Linked DNA regions of Homo sapiens: all the other regions are linked to region 3. A link is a contact called in ENCODE Hi-C or POLR2A ChIA-PET data. All regions are on one chromosome and are shown on one strand. Each heading gives the region's core, a stretch centred on a gene start or an enhancer-like site at or near the end of the contact. The rest is flanking DNA. Distances are from core to core; before and after follow the strand shown. Region 1 holds the start of RABAC1 (Rab acceptor 1). Region 2 holds the start of DEDD2 (death effector domain containing 2). Region 3 holds the start of SERTAD3-AS1 (SERTAD3 antisense RNA 1).

Region 1 (4,266 bases), core at 563-3,062, 1.5 Mb after region 3:
TGATTTGTGGCTGGCAAAGTGAACGATTTCACATAAAAATACCAACTTCAGGCTTCTCATAGAAGTCTCAGGGATGGGGTCTACATGCTCTGGTGACGGTGATCAGCTGAAGCCAAGTCGTGCCTGTGCTTCAGGCACTCCCTCCACCCCAGCCCATCAAGCACATAACTTGCAGGCCCCTGAAGAGCCTGGCCTTCAGGTCTACCTAACTGTCCAATCCCAACTCCCTGACCCCACTCCAAACCTTGATTTTCCCCTGGGGGGAATTTCCCCTGGCATTTTGTTTTCCCAGTGGTCCTTGGTACTACTAGTCTGGGAACCACATGAAACATACTCCTCGGCTTCCCTCTCTAAGTTCCAAGTTCTTTCTGGTCACACCCCAGAAAGCAGGAAAAGAAACGGGAACAGATCTAGGCCAGTGTAAGGTGGCCACCTGGTGTCCAGTGTGGGCACCTGCAGCTGATGTTGGCCGCAGAGAGCGGCAAGGGGAGGAGAGAGAGGGGAGGAGTCATGTGGTTTGAAAAGGAGTAGGTTTAAGGCACAGCAGCCAGGTGGATCCTGGGTTTGAGGAATAGCAATTTGAGGGGGCTGAGACTCGATGGAAGGATCGGTTGTGTCTGAGATTTTAAGGGATCAGGTTTGGGGGATCTAGTGTACATCTAGGCTTGGGCGGACTTGGGTTTTGAAGGACTTGGATTTGGGGTCTGAGGTCTGTCTGCATTCCAAAAGACCAAGATTTGAGGGACCAAGGATTCATCTGGGCAGGGGGTTTCTCACCAAAGAGCACAAGCTTGGACTCCAAGGTGCGCAGATAGAGAATGTAACAGGCGCCGAAAAAGACAGCCAGAGCCACCAGCAACATAGGGGACGTCACCCTGGAGGAGGAGTGCAGGGAGGCAGCGGTTAGACAGCTGGGGCTGGGCCAGCCCGACGGCCCTGGCCTTCTCCACCGGCGGGCGGCAAGCTACATCCTGGAGACCAGGGAGGGCCAGGTGACATTTAGTCACACTGCATCCTGGCCAGGGTGATGGTGGGGTAGGGGACCTGGCCCTTTGGTGACAAGGTAGTCTAGCAGAGCCAATCCTTGGGGGCGGGGCCTGGGCGGTGAGAAGAGGGCCCTGGGCGGTGAGAGGAGGGACCGGGCGGTGAAGGGCGGGGCCTGAGCGGCGAGAGGAGGGGTCCAGCCGGTCGGGGCTAGTGCGGGTGCGGGGCCCGGGAGGCACTCACACACAGTACAGGATGAGGCCCAGGAACACGAACACATAGTTGCTCTGGTAGTACTCCACGTTGCGTACGAGGCGCTGGCACAGCTCTCCCAGGTTGCGGGGCCGTGAGAAGCGCTGCTGGTCCACGAAGGTGCTCCAGGGCCGGATGGTCGCGCGGCGCCGCTCCAGCCACTCCCGGCCTGCACCGGAGGGAATCAGCTTCGGCAGCAGGGTCCTGCGGGGGGTGGGGCCGGGTCAGTGGTGGACCGGGATGGAGCCCCAGACCCCCGCAAAAGAAGGGGACTAAGGGTGCCTGGACTCCCTCCCGGGACCCCAGATTCCTGTACAGCAGGCAGGGAGGGGACTAGGGGCCCAGACTCCAGGGTCCCATTAGAGGAGACCGGGGCCAACACTTCTGCGGCTCGGGGCTGGGACTCCAGGCTCTCGAGGGAGGAGGGAGGAGGGGGCCGGGGGCCCGGACTCCCGGGTCTCTGGTCCGAGGGCCTAGAGCCAGCTCGCTCACGTGCCGCTCAGCCCTTCCGCCTCGGCATCTTTCTGCTGGTCCTTCTGCGCTGCCATGTCTGCGTCGTGAGGGGTAGAGCTGCTGTAACCAGCCCGGTACCCTGAAGACCCCGCCGGCCCCGCCCGACGCCGGCCCCACCCAGCGGAGTCGACGTGGCGCAGCCCCGGAGCAGCTGGGGACTGTAGTTCTGCCGCCGAGTATTGTGGGAGTTGTAGTCCTGACGGTGACTAAGAGGATGGGCGCTATGATGGCGGTCTGACTCGCAAAACACCTTGGGAGATATAATCCCAGAAAGTGACGGCGCGCGCCTCTGGGTATTATAGGAGTTGTAGTTTCAGGAGGGTGCATGTGGGCTGTCAGGAGCGAGGGCGTTATGGGAACTCTAACGGCAGAAGCGGGCGTTGTGTACTCTCCCAGGGAAGGCACAATGGGGACCGTGCAGAGCTGTCCTTCTGACTCTAGAGGGCATAAAAAAACACCTGGAGGGCTTGCTAAAACAGATTCCTGGGCCCTAGCCCAGATGTTTTCATTCAGCAAGTCTGGGGTGGAGCCCATAATTTCCATTTCTGAGTTCCCAGGTGATGCTGATGCCCCTGGTCCATGGACTACATTTTGAGTAGAAAGATTTAGATAATTTGTGGGAATTGATTCCTTCCTCAAGAGATTGAGGCTAGTGAGGGGGCCATGGTTGCTGGAGGGGTATCTGAGGTTGCCCCCTGCCCCACCTTGTGGAGTCCCAAAGATGAATGAGTTGGGGCTAGGGACACCTCCGACCCCGCCACACACACCTTTGGAGAGAAGGGAGTGAAGTTGGGAAAGACAAAAGGTTGAGAAGTTTTGTGGGCTTTTTTGAAATGGAGTCTCGCTCTTGTTGCCCAGGCTGGAGTGCAATGGCGCAATCTCGGCTCACTGCAACCTCTGCCTCCTGGGTTCAAGCGATTCTCCTGCCTCAGCCTCCAGAGTAGCTGGGATTACAGGCGCCCGCCACCACGCCCAGCTAATTTTTGTATTTTTTTAGTAGAGACGGGGTTTCACCATGTTGGCCAGGCTGGTCTCGTACTCCTGACCTCGTGATCTTCCTGTCTCAGCCTCTCAAAGTGCTGGGATTACAGGCGTGAGCCATTGTGCCTGGCCCACAGGGCTGGAATTCTAATTGAATTCTAATGGGGTGAACCAGAACAGGGCCTCAAGAAATGTGTGTGGAAGTATAGGGAAGCCTGGGCTCCCTTAAGCAGACTGGGATCCTAATTTTCCAAAGCAGCTGGGTGGGGCTGGAAGGAAAATATCTATATGGGATAACCAGGTGACCTTTTTTTTTTTGAAAATTTTTTTAAGTAGATAAGGGATTTTGCTGTGTTGGCCCAGTAGGTCTCAAACTCCTGGACTCAAGCGATCCTTCTGCCTGGCCTTCCCAAGTATTGGGATTACAGGTGTGAGCCACCATGCCCAGGTTCAAGTGACTTTTTTTTTTTTTTGAGACGGAGTCTCACTCTGTCGCCAGGGCTGGAGTGCAGTGGCACAATCTTGGCTCACTGCAACCTCCACCTCCTCCTGGGTTCAAGCGATTCTCCTGCCTCAGCCTCCCGAGTAGCTGGGATTACAGGCGCCCGCCACTATGCCCAGCTAATTTTTTGTATTTTTAGTAAAGATGGGGTTTCACCATGTTGGCCAGGCTGGTCTCGAACTCCTGACTTTGTGATTTGCCCGCCTCGGCCTCCCAAAGTGCTGGGATTACAGGTGTGAGCCACTGCGCCTGGCCCCAAGTGACTCTTTTAGGCCCAGCTCTTGTCTTCCAAGATCTACAGCAGTTTAGGGTTTGTGCTTTGAGGCCTGCTGGAAGGTGTTCCCAGGAGGTGGGAGGAAGATGGCCCTGTCTGAGGGGCTGGTGGCGCAATAGGCAGGGAAGCCCTTTGCAAGGGCCCCACACTGAAGATGGAAGAGTTACACTTTGAAGATCAGATTGGCTAGTTACTGTTTATTTCCTCTTTGTCACCCCCAGGCTTTTAGTGGAATCAGGTTTCCTTTTTTTTTTTTTTTTTTTTTGAGATGGAGTTTCACTCTGTTGCTCAGGCTGGAGTACAGTGGCACAATGTCTACTCACTGCAACCTCCGCCTCTCGGGTTCAAGCGATTCTCCTGCCTCAGCCTCCTGAGTAGCTGGGATTACAGGTGTGCACCACCATGCCCAGCTAATTTGTGTATTTTTAATAGAGACGGGGTTTCACCATGTTGGTCAGGCTGGTCTCAAACTCTGACCTCGTGATCTGCCCACCTCAGCCTCCCAAAGTGCTGGGATTACAGGCGTGACCCATCACACCTGGCCTGGAATCAGGTTTTCTAAATAGGATTCAAACTTGAAAATCAAAGGAGGACTGCGGGGCTGGGCGTGGTCCTGTAATCCCAGCACTTATGGGAGGCTCAGGAGGGTGGATCACTTGAGGTCAGGAGTTCAACACCAGCCTGGCCAACATGGCAAAAGCCCATCTCTACTAAAAAAAAAAATACACATGCCTGTAATCCCAGCTACTCGGGAGGCTGA
Region 2 (3,862 bases), core at 508-3,007, 1.8 Mb after region 3:
ACTTCCCAGCTACGTTCTCTGCAAGCCCCTTCATGACATAACTTCTTACCTCCCTCTCTTCCCTAGCTTGGGTCCCCTCTGCTCCTGCCACACTGGCCTCTGATGATGCCAAACTCATTCCCACCTCAGGCCTTGGATGCTCCCTGGGATTTTCTCCCCTGGGGTCTATGCATGGCTGGCAGTGCAGCCTCAGGGCAAAGCCTCCCTTCACCTTGCTGCTCTCCTGACTCTCTCTATTCCATTACTTTTAGTCTTCCTACAACAGCGTCTAAAAATAAGTTCTCTTATTATCTGATTGCCCCCACTAAACTTAAACTTCATGGAACAAACACCTTGTCAGCTCCATCATCCTGTATCCCTCCTAGGCCCAGCAAACAGGATTGTTATTATACGTGCAAACTGCTTAACTTCTCTGAACTTGTTATTTTCTTGGTTACAGTGAAGACAGTAACAGGACTTCCTTGTGAGATTACTGGGAGACTATAAGGCACTAGTTCATATGAAGGGCTGACAGCTGTGCCTGGCATGAAACAAGCCCTCCGTAAACAGTGGCCAAAATCATCATCACTGATGTGGCCAAATTCCCAAAGCCATGCTTTCTTCCTCTTATGTTGCTCATTGATATTGTGGGAAGAGAGAGTAGCAGAATGGGACATAAGCTGCCTGATATGGCACTGTCCGTATCAGGGCACCAGGGAGGCCCAGCGGGAGCCAGGCCCTTTCCTCCCAGGAAGTGTGACACCCTCCCATTCAACCGTACCTGGCCGGCGCCGCTTGCGCGCCAGGTGCGGCAGCAGGTCGTGGCGGGCCAGCACGCGCAGGAGTTGCCCCAGCAGCCGCAGGTTGCTCTCGTCGCACTGCCCGCGGCGCTCCAGCTCCAGCAGGAGCTCTAGGCCGCTGCGGGCCCGGGCTAAGCCTCCGGCGGCGCCAGGAGCCTCATCCAGCAGAAAGGCCAGGAGCTCCAGCTCGCACTCGGTCAGTTGCCCGCCCACCACCTCGAACATACGGTGAAGCGACAGCATCCCGTAGTAGTCCAGGCACTCATCCTCCTCCCAGCACGGGGCCGGGGTCGACCCGGATAGCGCCATTCCCGGGGGAGGGAGGCGGAACAAGCTCAGAACCCGGCCTAGAACCCACACAGCGGGGAGGGGGCAGTGGTCAGCGACGCGGAGGCCCGAACCCCACACCGCCAGCGCGTCTCCCCCGCCCAATCGCGCCGGGCAGGGCCGCTCCCGCACCCCCAACCGCCTCGGCCTCCCCCTCCCCCGGGAGGGAATGGTCCCGCCCGAGGTCCCCTAAGAACAGGTCGGGACGCCGGAGCCCGCTCGGCTTCTGCCCCCACCACCGTGCTACGTTCGGAGCTCGCCTCCGGACCTGACCAAACGATGCGGCCCAAACAAGCCTCGGGGCCCACCCCGGGGCTCCCTGCTGACTGCCCCTGACTCTGGGTAGGACTGCCCAGACGAGCCCCTTTTCTCCGTCCAGCGGTACCGTCTGATGAGTCCCCCGGCTCTACGCAAGTGGTACCTCCCGAAAGTGACCCTCTGCCCCCTACACAGAGGAGCGACCCAGGCAGCCCCTTTGCTCCACACAGGTGGTACCGTCCGAACCCGACCCCCTCGCCCTGCAAGGGCGGCCCCGCCCGCTCCCCAGAGCCCAGGTGGTCCTGTCTACCCGCCACCAGTCACCATTAGGCCTCTCTGGATCCTCACCAGATTCTGGCGTCCGATGACTCCTGGGCGACGGCCGCAGCCACTTGTTTTGGATCTTTCTGGCACCTTCTCTATTATTACGCCTGCGTCACCTCGCCCCTCCTCCTTCCCCCAACTCGCGCAGGTGCGACCGCCACGCCCCTTCGGCGCATGCGCAGAACGAGGCCTCCAAGCCCCGCCCTTCCTGGGCCGCTTGACCTGCCCCCAACCGAAGCATCTTGGTTCGCGAGTGCTGCGCTTGCGCAGAGCGAGAGCACGCCGCCTCTTGGGCTGTATCTGGTACCCGGTTCCAGGTCCCTACTTCCTGCCCGTGACTCAAGCCACCGGGGCCATGTAGCGCCACGTCACGAGTAGTTGTAACTACTCATCTCATAAACTACAGCCCCCTCCTGATCACGAGCTAGACGCCCACATCACCACTGCCCCTAGTTGCCCGTGGCAAAGTAACACAATCACTACTTTCCCGTCTCCCAGTAAACTCCCAGGCCTTATATGATCTGGTCCTGGGCACTCCTCCATTAGATTGTCCCTCACTTCTAGTGACAACCAGGGATCTACATCTCAACTGTGCTCTCTCGTGATCCCAAATGGAAATCCCGCCCCCCCACCACCACCCCCGCAGTCTATAAGTTCCTTCCCCTGATCAAAACCAGAATTCCCTCATCTCACGTTCAGGACGGATACCTCCTTCCAAGCGGCAACAGAACCCTCCATTCCGACTGTGTACATCTCGATGGCGTCCATCACGACCCCCATCACAGTCAGATGTCTCCACCCAGAGCCAAAACGGCCCCTCCGTAACCCCTTCCAATCTCTGCCCTCCAGGGTCGCCCAGATACCCGCTCCCTAACTTGCAACAACTAGAGAGGGTCTGTCAGGGAGTCTAGGCTGTGGTGTATGCGTGTCCCCTTACCGCGGGGCCTTGGGTGTGACGGTCGCCACGCCCCCCACTTAGGTGACTCAAGGTCAGGACCTGCATGTACTTGAGACAAGTCCCCTCCCTGGACCTCTTCCCACCCCCGCAATTAACTCCTCTTGGGAGTCGGGAGATCTGGGTCCTGCCTAGCACTGGCCCAGTACTGGCTCTGCCTGAGCTGTAGCAGTGAATTCAAAAGAATCGGCTGCGCGCGGTAGCTCACGTCTGTAATCCCAGCACTTTGAGAAGCCGAGGTGGGCGGATCACACGAGGCCAGGAGTTCGAGACCAGCCTGGCCAACATGATGAAACCCTGTCTGTTCTTAGCCGGATGTGGTGGCACGCGCCTGAAATCCCAACTACTTGGGAGGCTGAGACAAGAGAATCTCTTGAACCAGGGAGCAGTAAGCAGAGATAGTGCCACTGCACTCCAGCCTGGGCCACAGGGCGAGACTTTGTCTCAAGAAACAAACAAACGCCAGGTGCGGTGGCTCACGCCTGCATTCCCAGCACTTTGGGAGGCCGAGGCGGGCGGATCACCTGAGGTCGGGAGTTCGAGACCAGTCTGACCAACATGGAGAAACCCCATCTCTACTAAAAATACAAAATTAGCCGGGCGTGCTGACGCATGCCTGTAATCCCAGCTACTCGGGAGGCTGACGCAGGAGAATCGCTTGAACCCTGGAGGCGGAGGTTGCCGTGAGCCGAGATTGCGCCATTGCACTCCAGTCCGGGCAACAATAGCAAAACTCTGTCTCAAACAAACAAACAAGACCGGACGCGGTGGTTCACGCCTGTAATCCCAGCACTTTGGGAGGCCGAGACGGGTGGATCACCTGAGATCAGGAGTTCGAGAGCAGCCTGACCAATATGGCAAAACCCCGTCTCTACTAAAAAATACAAACATTAGCCGGGCGTGGTGGTGGACACCTGTAATCCCAACTACTCGGGAGGCTAAGGCAGGAGAATCGGTTGAACCCGGGAGGCGGAGGTTGCAGTGAGCCAAGATCGTGCCACTGCACTCCAGTCTGGGCGACAGAGTGAGACTCCGTCTCAAACAAACAAACAAACCCTCCAAGAAATCCCTTCCCCTCTCTGGGCCTCAGTTTCCCTACTTGTGAAACAAATGGATGGCAATGGTAAGCTACGGAAGCATAGTCCTGGGCTAAACTCACAAGGGGGCCTGGTAAGTGACTATCATTAAATCAAACGAAGAGTAGGGAGAATAGGAAAGC
Region 3 (4,307 bases), core at 1,708-4,207:
AGGTTGTGAGGAGGCTCTGGTGGGGCCCGTGCAGGCTCCTTTTCTACCGCAGATGTGTCAATGTCCAGAAAGAAGTCATCCAGGCCAGAGTCCCCCAAGTACCGGGAGCTCAGAGCTTCTAAGAAGACTGGATCAGGCTGGGGTGGCACTTCATTCTGGAGGCCAAGGGGAGTCACTGGATTCTGAGGGGGCTCAGTCCCATCCATGGAGGTGTCCAGCTCCCTGAGGATAGAGCCAATGGTGGCTGACAGGGAGAAATCCTCCTCGCCCAGGAAGAGGGGCTCGGGGGGCAGGGCAGGGGCGGGAGCCAGGCGAAGTGCAGCCTGCAGCTGTTGGAGGGTGTTATGGATGAGGACATGCCTGCGGAGGCTGGGTGCTCGGGGGCCCAGGCTGCGCTGGACTTTGTCTAGGGAGATGCGGAGCAGGGCTTGCTGGTAGCTCTGAAGGCCTGCTGGACTCCACTCCCACCTCTCCTCCTCCTCTTCCAAATCAGAGTGTTTCCTCTTCAAGCCTCCCACCATGATGCCCTGTAGAGAGAAGAGGCGCATAGGGGAAGGTCAGACACCAGACACCGTAGTGCTGGCTCATATCCCACTTTCTCAGGCCTATTGAGTTGTTAGTGATTTTTAATCATCGGAATCTCAGTTTACTGATGTATAAAATGAAGGCTGTCTGAATCCTACAAGTTTAAGAAGGTGAGTACATATACGATTAAGAAAATAAGATCTGGCGTTACGTACAGCTAGATTTAAATCTCACTTACTTGCCTGTTGTGGCCTCAAACAGTGAATTTACATCCATGAGAATCAATTTCCTCATCTGCCAAGTACGGATCCTAACTCAAGTTCCTCTAAGCCTTAAAACTGTTCTTCCACAATATTAATTTCTTCAAACATGGAGCACGAAAGACAAGTGTGGAGCACAGAGACCTGGATTGGAAGTAGGGAACCCCAAATCTGAATTCTGTATTGGAAACTGCTCAGCTGCGTGATCATGGGAAGTGATCTGAATGAGTCAATTCTCAGGGCCTCAGTTTCCTCATCTGTAAAATAGGGACTGTAAAAAAATACTTCTCACCACCTCTGTCAAGGAGATGCCACGTATCTATAGGGCCCACCACACCGGAAGTGCTTAATGAACAAGAGTTGTGTTTGTTTTTTGTTAGAGACAGGGTCTCGCTCTGTCGCCCAGGGCTGAGTGCAGCAGCGCTATCACAGCTCACTGCAGTCTCGAAGTCCTGGGCTCAAGCGATCCTCCCGCCTCAGCTTCCTGAGTAGCTGGGATTACCACCACACCCGGCCTCGATCAAGAGTTAATTGCCAGTTATTCGCTCAACAGATTTACTGAGTGCCTACTATATTCGAAATCTCCTGGAGCCCTGTTGGGGAACCTATGTTGAGATTCTTCTTCAACAGTCGGGATATTTCTATGTCCTCTTCCTTAACCGACTGGGAGCGCTCCCAAGAGTAGGAAAGGGGCCTGTCTCATTCCCTCTGCCCACGCTTTCAGATTCCCCCAAAGCGCGCCCCATAGGAAAACTTGCTAGAACTCAGCTCAGACCAAGCCCCGCCCCCTCGGAGGTCCCACTCAATCAGACCGCGACACTGTAAGGCCCCGCCCCCCCATGGGTCCTTACAGAGCATCCAGGAACGCCCCAATTTGGCCCAGGGGCTTCTGGGAAACGGGGGCCAACAGCCGCCAGGTACACGAATTGACGTCGAGCACGCACTACAATCCCCAGAGGGCTCCGCCCGTCCAGGGGACGAGCCACCCCCCTCACCCCGCTCTCCCTCAGGGCATGCGCACAGGGGCACAGGCGGGTGGGGGAAGGGAACCTGGACGTCCAGCTGCCGGCGCCTGCCGAGCCCCGCCCTCCATTGCCTCCGGGGCCGCGAGTCTGAGCTCCAGGCCCGGAACACCCCTCCCCCACCCCAGACTCCGGCTCTAAATTTGCTTTCTCCCGGTCCCTCTGTTCCTTGAAAGTCCGCGATTCTCCTTCCAAACTGCCCTTGGATCCAGAGACCCAGATCCGAACACATCGCTCAAAGACGACAATGCTCCGATCTAGTTCGGGAGACTACGTATCCTAATTCTGATACTTCCTCCCACTTCTCCTAGTCTCCTGACTTTCAAACGCCCCTGGACTTCACCTCCAAACTCGCTGTCCGGCTCCAAGACCCGAACATTGAACTCTTCCCGGCAACCTCCTTCCCCCGCCAGTGCGTCTTGGAGTCCCAAGAATCCTTGACCCTAGTTCTCTCGCTTCTCCAAATACTCAGAATCTCAGCTCCGTACCTCTCACACCTTTTCCAGAACACGATAAAGCCCCGAATTCAACCCGTCCGGAAGACCCAAGTGGAATCGAATCTCCAGGTTCCCTGTCTCAAAAGTTCCTCCCCTCTGTTCTCTCGCTTCTCCAAAAGCCCAACGTCCCAGCTTCAAACTCCCTCCACTTGAAAATACTGCCCCAACAACCTCGCCTCCCCTCCTGGGTCTTGAACTCAGTCTCAGGTCCCCAGACCCTCCCTATCATCACCCTGAATCTGAGGCCCCCTCCCCCGGTCCCACCCAGACCCCGCCTCCGCAAGTCCCCGGGGCGCGCTTCTCTCTCCCCCAGCCTAAGGTAAATTCCCAAGCCAGGCGACCACTCCTCACCGCAGCTGCCAGGTTCGCCACGACCACCTCCTGGAACGCCCACAGCGTTGCGACCCGCCAGTGCCAGGACCCACCAGTGACCGGTTGGAGCCTCGCTCACCTCGGCGGGGCCTCTCCGTCTGGCCTCTGGCCCACCAGCCCCGCCCCGGAGCCGAGCCGCGAGCCGCGATTGGCTGGAGTCCCGCCCGCCGCGGGGCGTCGATTGGCTGGGCGGAGCCATCCGCCCGTGCCCCGAGACGCCGGATCCGCCCACCCCTCCCTAGCGCCCCGGGCCATTTAAAGAAGTGCAACTGGCAGGGGGCGGGGCAGCGACTCCGGGGTGGAGGGCGGCCGGTCCAACAGAACCGCTTCCTTCCACTCAGCTACAGTCCTCGCTCCAAGATCGTCACCATTGCTCCCTGCGGTTCCTTTATGGTAGGCCTGGACTCCACCGTGGAGCCAGAGGGGCTGGCATGCCCCTCCCCAAGTCGCTGTGCAGGCGGGCGGGGCCGAGCAACCGGAGGAGGCCGCGCCCCCGGGGTTCCGAGGGAGGACGCTGGGGCGCGGGGGATGACGTAGCGGAAGACCAGCCAATAGAGTGGCGCGGCCCGCGTTGCCTAGGCGATCGTAGCCTCGCCCCCTTGCTGCCCCTCCCGCCCCCTATACGTTACCGCGCGGCCCCTTCTTAATCCTCAGGTTTTCTCAGCACGTCCTCTGGTGGTCCCACCTGGGTCTTCTGACACCCTCTTTCCTTCCCCGCTCCATCAAGATGACTCCTCTGCTACTGTTCATGGCTTCCTACCCACCCCGAATACAAACTTCAAACTCCTTCCTTTTGCCACAAAGCCCCTCACGACCTTGCTTGATGCGTTCTCCTGGTTCTCTCCGATCCTGCCCCATTGAGTCACTTCCAGTTTTTCTAAAATGGCTTCAAGCTCCCATTCACCCCATCAGGAAAACGAAAGGATTTTCTCTGTTTGTTTTCTTCCCTGCTTTACCCCAGTGTCTACAACAATGCCAGGTACATAATAAGTTCGCAAACATGACAATAAAAGGCCTCTGGATCTTTATTATTAATATTATTTTTTGCCGGGCGCAGTGGCGCACGCCTGTAATCCCAGCACTTTGGGAGGCGGAGGCGGGCAGATCACTTGAGGTCAGGAGTTTGAGACCAGCCTGGCCAACAATGGTGAAACCCCGTCTCTACTAAAAATACAAAAATTAGCTGGGCGTGGTGGCGCACGCTTGTAATCTCAGCCACTTGGGAGGCTGAGGCAGGAGAATCGCTTGAACCTGGGAGGTTGAGGTTGCAGTGAAGGCGAGATCGTGCCACTGCACTCCAGCCTGGGTGACAGAGAGATGGGGGAGGGGGGAGGGGGGTTTTCTTGTGTTGCCCAGGTTGGTTTTGAACTCCTGGCCTCAAGCAATCTTCTCGCCTCTGGATATTTAAACTTGTTTCCTCATCCTCAAAATATACCCTCAATTCCCAGGCTGCTTCTCAGAACACATTTCAAAGGTTTCCTCCTCTCCGAAGCCCTCCCTGGCAGTCCAGGTTGGGTTAGGATCCATTCTAGGATTCCATGGCCTCCTGTGCCGCCATCCCAGTCCTGGACTGTCAGTTACTATATGGACTGAGGAACGCCCCGCCGAGGGCAGGTACCAAGGATATCTCT

Evidence for each region. A loop is a pair of places that touch in the nucleus more often than their neighbours do. ChIA-PET counts read pairs that join two places held with the same protein, here RNA polymerase II (POLR2A). Pooled maps may share reads with other maps.
Region 1: a map of dorsolateral prefrontal cortex shows a loop between it and region 3 (5-fold over the local background). The contact joins the promoter of RABAC1 here to the promoter of SERTAD3-AS1 in region 3. A Hi-C loop is called at or near these places in 1 of 168 maps with a recorded cell type or tissue (dorsolateral prefrontal cortex), 1 of 37 single-sample maps with no recorded cell type and 5 of 50 pooled maps. POLR2A ChIA-PET finds 5 or more read pairs at or near these places in 1 of 52 experiments (activated B cell).
Region 2: a pooled map shows a loop between it and region 3 (16-fold over the local background). The contact joins the promoter of DEDD2 here to the promoter of SERTAD3-AS1 in region 3. A Hi-C loop is called at or near these places in 8 of 50 pooled maps.

What each region holds. Positions count from the first base shown.
Region 1 is chr19:41,957,509-41,961,774 of GRCh38, forward strand. RABAC1 (Rab acceptor 1) reads right to left here and starts at 1,813. Exons shown (of 5, transcript NM_006423.3): 1 at 1,729-1,813; 2 at 1,228-1,440; 3 at 778-875. The coding sequence starts at 1,784. RefSeq lists silencers at 1,021-1,090, 1,541-1,790 and an enhancer at 1,901-2,190.
Region 2 is chr19:42,215,920-42,219,781 of GRCh38, forward strand. DEDD2 (death effector domain containing 2) reads right to left here and starts at 1,758. Exons shown (of 5, transcript NM_133328.4): 1 at 1,713-1,758; 2 at 761-1,126. The coding sequence starts at 1,088. RefSeq lists silencers at 889-1,094, 1,176-1,235, 1,246-1,345 and enhancers at 2,117-2,993, 2,994-3,862.
Region 3 is chr19:40,441,560-40,445,866 of GRCh38, forward strand. SERTAD3-AS1 (SERTAD3 antisense RNA 1) reads left to right here and starts at 2,958. Exons shown (of 2, transcript NR_187496.1): 1 at 2,958-3,069; 2 at 3,331-3,704. It overlaps SERTAD3 (SERTA domain containing 3), which reads right to left and starts at 2,776. Exons shown (of 2, transcript NM_203344.3): 1 at 2,656-2,776; 2 at 1-527. The coding sequence starts at 521. RefSeq lists silencers at 1,623-2,002, 2,468-2,527, 2,708-3,027, 3,088-3,307.